Linked DNA regions of Homo sapiens: region 1 is linked to region 2. A link is an interaction called in ENCODE POLR2A ChIA-PET data of the cell type or tissue named here. Cell type or tissue: B cell. All regions are shown on one strand.

The links. ChIA-PET counts read pairs that join two places held together with the same protein. Peaks named below come from ENCODE experiments on the same cell type or tissue, not always from the same donor. Only the 100,000 strongest peaks of a DNase experiment are listed, where the experiment ranks them.
Region 1: POLR2A ChIA-PET joins it to region 2 with 6 read pairs; 2 of 35 experiments call an interaction of 5 or more read pairs at or near these places.

The regions. Positions count from the first base shown.
Region 1 is chr11:119,744,951-119,749,950 of GRCh38, reverse strand. No RefSeq gene overlaps it. Among named protein-coding and RNA genes, the nearest start is that of NECTIN1-DT, 18 kb to the right of the region's middle. RefSeq lists an enhancer at 1,663-2,163. In B cell, no CTCF peak of the experiment used is centred here; no DNase peak of the experiment used is centred here.
Region 2 is chr11:118,440,767-118,445,766 of GRCh38, reverse strand. The region is part of intron 1 of KMT2A (lysine methyltransferase 2A); the gene reads right to left. Among named protein-coding and RNA genes, the nearest start is that of KMT2A, 6.8 kb to the right of the region's middle. In B cell, no CTCF peak of the experiment used is centred here; no DNase peak of the experiment used is centred here; H3K27ac peaks cover 3,479 bases.

The DNA.
Region 1 (5,000 bases), 1.3 Mb before region 2:
TGCTTTACTGTTTGCTCAGCAAATGTTTCCAGGTGTCTCATTCTATCACCACAACTTCATGCAGTCACTGTTGTGATTATTATTATTATACCTATTTTACAGGTGAGGAAACAGACTCAGAAAAGATAAGCCACTTTCCCAAGGTCACAGAGCTTTTAAGTAGAACAGCTAGCACTCCAACCCAGGTCTGCTTGATTATGATCTTTGAAATAACATGAGTGACTATAATAATAGACAATCCTTCTATAGCACTTTCTACATGACAGGTATCAGCCTATAAACTTTATATATTTAAATCATTTAATCCTCATAATAAACCTATGAGGTAGATGCTATTGTTATTCTCATTTTACAGGTGAGGAAACTGAGGCACGGAGAGGCTAAGCCACCTGCCCAAGGCCAGTTAGATGGGGCATAAGGCAGAGTCACCATGAGGAGAGTCAGAGAATGGTGGCGCTGGGAACGGCCTTAGCAGCCCTCAGTCAGAGGCCCAGGGGGAGGACGGGACAGACTTGAGGCTGTGGTGGAGCAACCCTGCAACCCTGCACCCCTGGTGGCGCCTGCTGCTCCACAGGCTGCCTCTCTGACCCATCTGTCTCCAAGGATGCAGGGGTCTAGGTTGCCCTTGGAGTCTGCCCTTCCCTCCCCCTTCAGTTTGCCCACACTAGTGAGGGCAGGGCACTGCCTTGTCCCACTCCGTATCTCTTCTTCACCCAGCCCTATTGCCCCCATCAAGAGACACCCCTCGGCTGTGGAGTCAGGTATGGCCGAGTCCAAGGCTGCCCCACCCACAGTGATGGAAGAGGTGAAGGAGAAGGGTCAGCTCATGGCCAGCTCAGAGGCCTCAGGAAGGGTGGTGGAGAGCAGCAGAGGAGCCCCTCCACTCGGGTCTCTCTCTCCAGGTGACCTTGACCCAGCACAGTGGGCCTATCCTAAAAAAACGGGCCCCAGAGGGGGGCAAAGGGTGCCCTTGCAATATCATAGCTTCCACCCAGAGAAGGATACAGACCACGACTCTTCCTTGTCCCAGATACCCCACTTCCTCTCCCACCTCCACCTACTCCAGAGACACCTCTGCCCTTCTCAGAGCCAGTCCCTCTCCCAGGAGCACAGGCCCTTCTCTGTCCTTCTCACCACAGCTTAGGAAAGGGCATGGGGTGAAGGACACAGGCAAGAGGCAAGGATTAAAGGCAGCAAAGTACTTGGGAAACTAGAGAATTCCTCTAGCTTTTGCCTTTAGCCAATGGCACCATCCTGGTGCCGCCACCTGAAACCCATGGGGTCTCCACCACTTTGGCCTGCATGCTTTCCACAAGCTGAGCCACCTCTTCCCTAGGGGGCAAGGGGAATAAGAGGAAGGTTTGTTCAAGAGCTGCCCCTGGCCAGGAAGTGGAAAGACCCCTCCAGCTGGGCCAGGTGAGGTAGAGCAGAGGGAGAGAACACAGGAGCGGAGGCAGCACGTGCCACAGCCCGTCAAGGTGACCCTGACTGTTTCTCTTTCTCTTGCAGGTCCCCAGACACAGCTCTCCAGAGGTCTAGTGCAGAGGACAGAGCCGATGCACAGACAAAAAGAAACCCTCAGGGCGAGGCTGGGACAGGGCCCCAGGATGGGAAGGCAGGGCGGGAGGCAGGTTGTGGAGGGGCTGTGGGTCCCACCTTCAAGTTGCACTAAAGCACCTTGAGGAGGCCTTGTGCTGAGCTGGCTTGTTTCTGCCTCCCAGCTGGACCACAAAATGGGAGGAAACATCCCATAAAGTTGCCGAACTGCCTCTGTGGCCGGAAGTGCTGCCAGGGGCTGCCGGTTCCCTCTCTAATTGCTCTTAATTTCTATGATTTGCAGGTCTCAGGCTCATGGAGGGCCCATTCCCCATTGTGATGGACGGGCAGGCACAGTCAGCCTGTTGAGTCAGCCCCTGCAGGCTCTGACTTGGCCCGGCTGGGTCCTGCAAGGTATAGGGCACCCACCTCTCTCCTCCTCTTCCTGGGCCCAATCCAGAACCCTGGGCCACAAGCCCCCACTGAAGCTCCGTCCTTTCTCCCGTTTCACCTTTGCAGGAGGGTCCCGCGGCCTTTCACACAATAATAGAATGAGGACAGATGATGCGCTTGGGACCTGGGTTCAGGTTGGAGCTCTGTCATGTACCTCTGGGAGCCCCTCCTAGGGCCTGGCACATAGTAGGTGCTCAATAAATACATGATCCTCCACTGCTCCGCTGACCTACAGGGGACTTGGCCTTATACCATGTGAAATTTGGACATTTCCTTGTGACAGTGACTGAGGTACAACTGTGGAGTCAGGCTGCCTCTATCTGAATCCTGAATATGCTGCTGTCAAAGTAAACTTGGGCAAGTTGCTTAGCTTCTCGGTGCCTCAGTGTCTTTATCTTTAAAATGGGGGTAATAACATTACCCACCTTACATCCATCTTTTGTGTGAAAAACTTCAAGTATGTTGTGGTAGGCAGAATAATGGACCTCAAAGCTGTCAGCACCCTAATCCCTGGGACCTGTGAATACGTTGCCCTGCGTGGCTAAGGGACTTTGTGGATGTGTTTAGAGAATGACCCTTGATATGGAGAGAGGATCCTGGATGCTCTAGGTATCCCCGACCTAATCATATGAGTCCTTAAAACAAAGACCCCATCCTGGCTGGGTTAGAGAGACAGGTGATAACAGAAGAAGCATCTGAGAGAGAGATGCATTATTTGCTGGCTTTGAAAATGGAGTGGGGAGGGGAGTCACAAACCAAGGAAGATGGTGGCCTCCAGAAATCAGAAAAGGCAAGGAAGTGAAATCACCCCTGGAGCCTCCTGAAAGGAACACAGCCCTTCCAACATCTGGATCTTTGTTTGTTTGTTTTTGTTTTTGAGACAGAGTTTCACTCTTGTCGCCCAGGCCGGAGTGCAATGGCACAATCTTGGCTCACTGCAACCTCCGCCTCCCCTCCTGCGTTCAAGCGATTCTCCTGCCTCAGCCTCCCAAGTAGCTGGAATTACAGGTGCCCACCACCACACCCGGCTAATGTTTTGTATTTTTAGTAGAGATGGGGTTTCACGATGTTGGCCAGGCTGGTCTCGAACTCCTGACCTTGTGATCCACCCCCCCCCCCCCCCACCCTTGGCCTCTCAAAGTGCTGGGATTACAGGCGTGAGCCACCGCGCCTGGCCCCAACATCTGGATTGTTAGCCCAGTGAGACTTGTGTCAGACTCCTAACCTACCACAGAGCTACACGATAATACATTTGTGTTGCTTTATGCCATAAGTTCAATGTTTAAAGTTTGTGATAATTTGTTACAGCAACTACAGAAAACGAATACATATGTGTAAGCACTTAGAGCGGTGTCTCTGGCACACAGTAAGAGCTCAAGAAATGCCAGCTTTCTGTTATTATTATTATAGCACTGCAGTCACACAGGGGAGAGGACATGCTGTTGCTCCACTCCAGGGCAGCTCCTCCCTGGTGTGAGCTCCTCAGAGCCCACAGCTTGCTTCGCTGGGTACTGGAGACCGACGGCAAGACCAGGGGGTAGGGACATCCTCAAAACAACACGTCACTCAGCACAGCCACTGTGTGGGCATCGGACAGATGATCAGACTCCTGCCGTCCCTTTCTTCTAAAGAACAGGAGTGTGGGCACCCTGGAAGAAAGCAGTGGGAGTACCTGGCATAGGCATGATGACATTCCTACAGCTGTCAGTGCAGAGAGGACAGCCCCAGGGCTTAATTGCACCCTACCCCATCCTCACACAACTGGGACTACCAAGGAGACAGAGTGGCCGGGGCAGGCTTGGCCATTTAAATGGTTTGCCATCCAAACGTTGTGCCAGCTGGACTATGGGGGGATGAGCAAGGCCTACAGTAGGAAGGACTTCGAGTCAGACAGAAGGAACGTGGGATTCCTCAGAAGATCCAAGAGAATGGGAAGGGCTGCTTCTGAACAGCGGCGGGCTGGCAGTGGGGCCAGGCAGACAAAACGGTCTCCAGAGGTCCAGTCCTTGATGGGTTGTGGGTCCCCCACACAGAGCAAGCCCCTCCCAATGCCCACTCCTACAGTCCCCTCACTCTGCCACCCCCCGACCAAGGGAAAGGGAGGCTTTGCTCCCACAGAACCTCCAGCCTGCCCACCTCCCCTTCATCCTTGCAGAAGCCTTTCGTCCCGAGTTTTCCTCCTCAGTGGCTCCCACATCCTCCCTGGCTACTGGGGGTCCTCAGAAATCTGTCCCCAACAGATCTTCTACCTCTGAAGGGCCAGCGAGGCCCAGTTTTGTGACTCCTCATAGTCCTTGGTCCTAGGGTAAGAGCCTTCGCCTCAGACCAGACTGAGCCCAACACAGAAACCAGACTGTCTGCAATACCCACAGACCCTGCCCCAGGAGACAAGGGCCACTGGCATTAGACCTGTGCACAAAAGCTCCCTTCGATGGCAAGTTCCCTGAGGGCAGGGTCCATGCCTCTCTAGTAGGCCCACGGTAGTAAGGCAACACCCACTACAGAGCCTGCAGCCTCTCAGAGAGGGCCCTGGAGAAAACCTAACCCCTTGCCATTTCTCCCAAGAGGGGAACTTGGCAGAAGGAGCCACTCCAAAGAGGCCACTGCTTACACCACAGGAGTGAGCAAGGCTGGGGGGCAGGAGAACCACCACTCCCAGGGGTACCCTGAACGCAGCTAAAGGGGCCACTGTCAGCATGAACCCGCCCTTCTCACCACCAACCTCCCTTGACACATTCCCACTGCTCTCTGCCCCACCTCCACGTTCACCAACCACAGCACTTCTCCCTGATCCTCCCTCCATAGCCCTTATCCTCCATCCCCGAACTCACAATCTCACTTTCTGCTAAAGAAACTCCCCTTCCCATCTCCACCTCAACTCCAACTCTAATCATAGGACCACTGCTAGTCCCTGTGATAACTTTGTGCAAATTAGAAAAGATGCCTCTTTCTCCAGGTGGATGCAGGCCTGATGAGAAAAGCATAGGCTGGATTTCAGCCCCCAACTCTTT
Region 2 (5,000 bases):
CCTCCCAAAGTGCTGGGATTATAGGCGTGAGCCACTGCGCCCAACCCAAAACTGTACTTTTCCTCCTTAAACACACTACTCTTTACTAGTTATTCTTAAACTCTAATCTGCTTTTGACCATTCTGCTCAAGTTCCAACCCCCAGAAATTGCAACCTACAATTCAGCATTTCTTCTATAATTAAATGGTTACTTGCATTGATCTCTGTAGACCAGCACTCATTCTCCTCAAGCTGACACTTAAGAACAAATGTCATCAAGTATAGACTAATGGGTCTGAACCTGGAGCCCAAGAACCCTGAAGAGCCTCAGAGCTGTTATAAGGAACGACCAAGTGCCTCCTCATAAAAATATCAGGAACACTAGTTATAGAGACAACAGGTAGCAACCCCATTATAGCTGCCTTGGCCTGATAATTAGCAACTCATGGAGGCACTGTGTTCCTCGGTATCTTACTTGCCTATTTACCATCTTGTTCTCTTTCTTCTTTTTTGCCTTATCTTTAATATGCTTTAGTTGGACACTAATGTTGTTACCAAGACGGGTGGCTGGCCTTCAATTTGGTTCCACCTAGTTTATAGAAGAACTTGACACTCAGACTAATATCAAGAACATTCTAAGATTATAGCACTCAAATAGGTGTATGTATGCATACATATACAGGTATAACTTAATGTAATAAAAACCAGTTATTTTGATGAAAAAAAAAGATTATAACCCTGCTCTCCTTTCAATCTCTTGGTTCTAACAATTAGGGCTTCCTATGTGCCAGGCAAAATGCTAAGTGCTTACATGCATGATCTCACTTAAGCCTCACAATGAGACTATGAAGCATGAGTACCTCTCAGTTACAAATGAAGAAACAGAGGTATGGAGAGGTTCAAAAACTTTTCTGGTTGGGTGCAGTGCCTCACATTTGTAATCCCAACACTTTGGGAGGCTGAGGTAGGGGGACCACTTGAGGCCAGGAGTTCAAGACCAACCTGGGCAACATGGTGAGACTCCCATCTCTACAACAAATAAAACAATTAGCTGAGTGTGGTGGTGCATGCCTGTAGTCCCAGCTACTTAGGAGGCTGAGACAAGAGGATTGCTTGAGCCCTGGAGGTTGAGGCTGAAATGAAATGTTTGTGCCATTACACTCTAGCCTAGGCAACAAAGCAAGATCCTGTCTCAAACAAACCAAACAAAACACAAAAAAAACTTTTTCAAGATGGCTGAGCTTAGATTTGAACTCAGGCAGTTTAAATCCAGAGCCCATGGTCTTAACAACTCTTAATTACTATGCTAAACGATCTCACACCACTACAGATTAGATTATGAGATTCTCCCTTTCTTCTGTAAAGGTATTTATATATGCACAAATAAAAAATCCTAGCCAAAGAGATTACAAAAGGATTTCCTCATTAGCTAAGCTTAAAGAGATGTTATCCACAAGGTTTTACTGCTTATAATTAAAGGCAATAATCTAGGGACAATGTTTGTGTTTGATCTAAAAAGTGGTCAATCCTCATGGATGGACAGAAGTTGAATATGGGCATGTGTAAATATTTCTTTCTCTAGGTGTAGGATATTTATTAGAGATAAGAATTAACTTTTCCCTAGTGTTTAGAACTGAGATAGTATAAAGGACAGCCTAAAGAAAAAACTATTCTCCAAAACCCTTCTCACAAGTAATATCACTCTCCTAATTCAAGACAGAAAGCTACCATTACCTTGATGCTGTAAAATAAGAATGAAACAATGATGCTTCAGCAAAGCATAGATAATACAAGTGGATCTCTCTAAAACAGTATGAATGTTAGAAAGATTCATATCTTTTGTTGCTGAAAGACATCAAAACATCTATACCCAAACATCCCAACAAAACACAAAACCAGAAATGCAAGAAAATGGATAAAACACTATATACGGAAGAAACTCCAGCTCCTGAAATAAATGCTACTGGACCGATGCTGCCCACTGGTACTTCACAGGGTACTGCTGCAGCAATAATTGAAGGTAAGATATCTGGGGAAATCCCTTCAGTCTATTTGTCAAATAGAAAAACAACTACTCATTTCAAGGGAAGGGGAATTTTCATACACTGCACACAAAACTGCCAACTAACTCTTATATCTTTGTTGTTTCCTTAAAACTAAAACTCATTAGGGCAATACATTCAATTCAACATCTAAAAGTTAAACCAAGCTTGGCCTCTTAGAAGTTTTGGACTAATCCTTCAAGGGGATTTATATCATCCACAACAATTACAAATCACGTAACAAAATTCTTCTTTCAAATGTCTTAAGTCTTTAGAAGCGAATGTTTGGCAGCAGCTACAGTCTCATGGTTGGCTTCCCCTGGTGTGTAACCTGACAAGGTAAAAAACTCATTGAAATATTTAACAGTGGTGGTATGGATTTCTTTGGATAGGTCAAGAAAAGCGGCTCATCATTTTAAAAACATAAAGAACCATTTTATGGGAAGTCATTCCCTCAGTCCAAGTGTCTCTGTATTTCCTCAGGGTTTTTGCAGAGACTTTATTGAGGGGCAAAATGAAAAGGCTAACAAAAGGACCCCTTTTTCCTCCCTATTCCCAGCATAATCTACCTCAGCCACAGGGCCAGTAGCATCCACACTGTCATAAATGCCAGCAATTAGAGAATTAGGCCATAAAACCACCCACTCAGGTATAAGAGTGCAGGCCTCCAGCTTTATTTAATGCATGCCATAAAAGATCCTGTACTTCCTTCTCCCAGGCCTTCTTCAACAACCAATGAAATGACAATAACAACAACAAAAATAGCCCTTTGTCTGCGTAACCTCATACTGATGTGATCAATGAAGCCATCTGGGTCCAGGTAAAGGACTTAAGATTCCTTTTTCTTAATAAAAGATAGCATTTTCTCTAGCATGCCACATGTAGATCTAGTAAAGAACATACTGTATTTTGAATACGAAGGTCCTGGAAACTAAAGTCAAACTACTTTTTCCAGAAAAGCTATTTTATCTTATTCTGAAAATACTCTAGAAGCCTAGACAATTCCTGAAAATCTCAAGAAATAGTGGAGCCTACAAGGGTATTCTTAATTAACTCAACAATTTCCAGAACCTCCTAAAGTCTTTCTAATCAAAAGTTAACTCAGATCTGAAAGCTAACTTTAATTCAGTCTGTGTCTCAAAGCCGATACAACTTAGGAGCAATCAATAATTTCATCTGATTGTCTTGTCTTCAACAACCTCAGAGTCCACAAAAATCACGAGTCTGAGATTTACTCCACGACAATATTTTACTCATCAAGTTTCATAAACCAGTCTAGATAAGATCCAAGGAAATACTTTGTAACAGTGAACTCTGTGGCATCCTCTTTCCTACTAGTGCCTACAGGGTTAAGAATCTGATTAAAATGTAGGTACATCATGCCAGACTCATTAGTAATTTAACCTTTCTTAATCCCTGAAAATAACATATGCAAACAAAGGAAGGTCCCATCCCAGCAATCCTCGAATAAATTCCTCCCAAAGTAGTGATAGTCACAAAGCTTCCCCCTTCTCAAAGGTCTATGCCACTGGGCTCTCCACCTTGGCAGAGGAAGAATGGAAAGAGACAAGATATTCACAAAAGGCCCGATTGAAGGCCTTCAGTTAAGTGCTAGAAGGAAGCTGAAGCTCTGTGCCAACACTAGTGGAATGTGGGCAGGCACAAAGAGATCTTAATTAGGAGACCTACAATTAAAACACAGCGAGTTTCCAAAAGAGAGAGGCACTGCAGTCTGTTATGCCTCTGAGCAAGCAAAGCACTGTTGCCACCCCCTCTAGCCACAGGGTAAGGGAGGCAATTGGTATAGAGTCTGCACAGCTGCCCCACGGAAGGACAGCTCTAAGGTGAGCAAAGAGATGAGAATTAAGTCAAGATGGGAATAGTTTCTCTCAACTTCCAATAAGAAGATGGATCACTATTGTGTGAATGATGATTTCCTCCAGGAGTATGTGCCTTAAGATAATTAAATGGAAGTGAAAGATGGGGACATGTCATCTGGTTTTCAGTCACAGAGGAAGAAAAGTTCTAAAGACTGAATTTCTAATGCTCAGTATAAACCATTTCAGAACATATTAATAACTACATCCTATGAAGTAGGTACTATCACTTCAGATTTATAAATACATTGATGTATTGGATTTTTCTTTTCATTCAAAATTCATACACCTACAGGAATATACCACCTAGACTGAAAATAACTTCTCTTTTGGATAGTCTGGAATTCACAACAATGACAACACATTTAGCCAAACAAGAGGGCCTCTAAACACCAGATAATGCCTGGGATTCTGTAGGTTCTCAGAACTATGTGTAAAAACTTTATCCTCATTTTTCTTATAAATGAAACTGGTCAACTTCCCCAAAGTCCTTATGTTTTTTCCACACAACGAAAACTTTCCAAGTTGAAATTTCTCCTCCTAATAATAATGCCAGTTATATAGGCAAATGTATAATCTGATATTAAAAATTACCAAACAGAATCCCAGCTACTCAGGAGGCTAAGGCAGGAGGATCAGGAGTTCAAGATGCACCTGGGCAACATAGTGAGACCCTGACTCAAAAAAAAAACAAAAATTATCAAATCGTCTCACTTGACTCTGACTTTTGAAATAAACTCAGAATAAGAAATTCTGATTTGACCAAAAGTTTAATACAACAGAAAGGAATCATAATACTGACACAGAACAGATTCATGAGCTATTTAGTCCAAACTTTTCATTTTACAGATCAGAAATTTAAGGTTAAAAGTGAATTTGCCCAGGGTCTCATAACTGTTCAGTAACGGAGATGAGAGCCCACATCCACTGACTTCTACTCGGAGGCTTCGTGCACTCCACTCTGCTTGTGTTCCCTCCTTCATTTACCTTCTGCCAATCTTAGGACTAGCTGTGAAGGCAACGAAGGAGCAACTCCCACTCTTGGTACATACATGACCAGTAAACATTAAAAAAAAAAAAAAAAAATCACGCTCTCCTACTA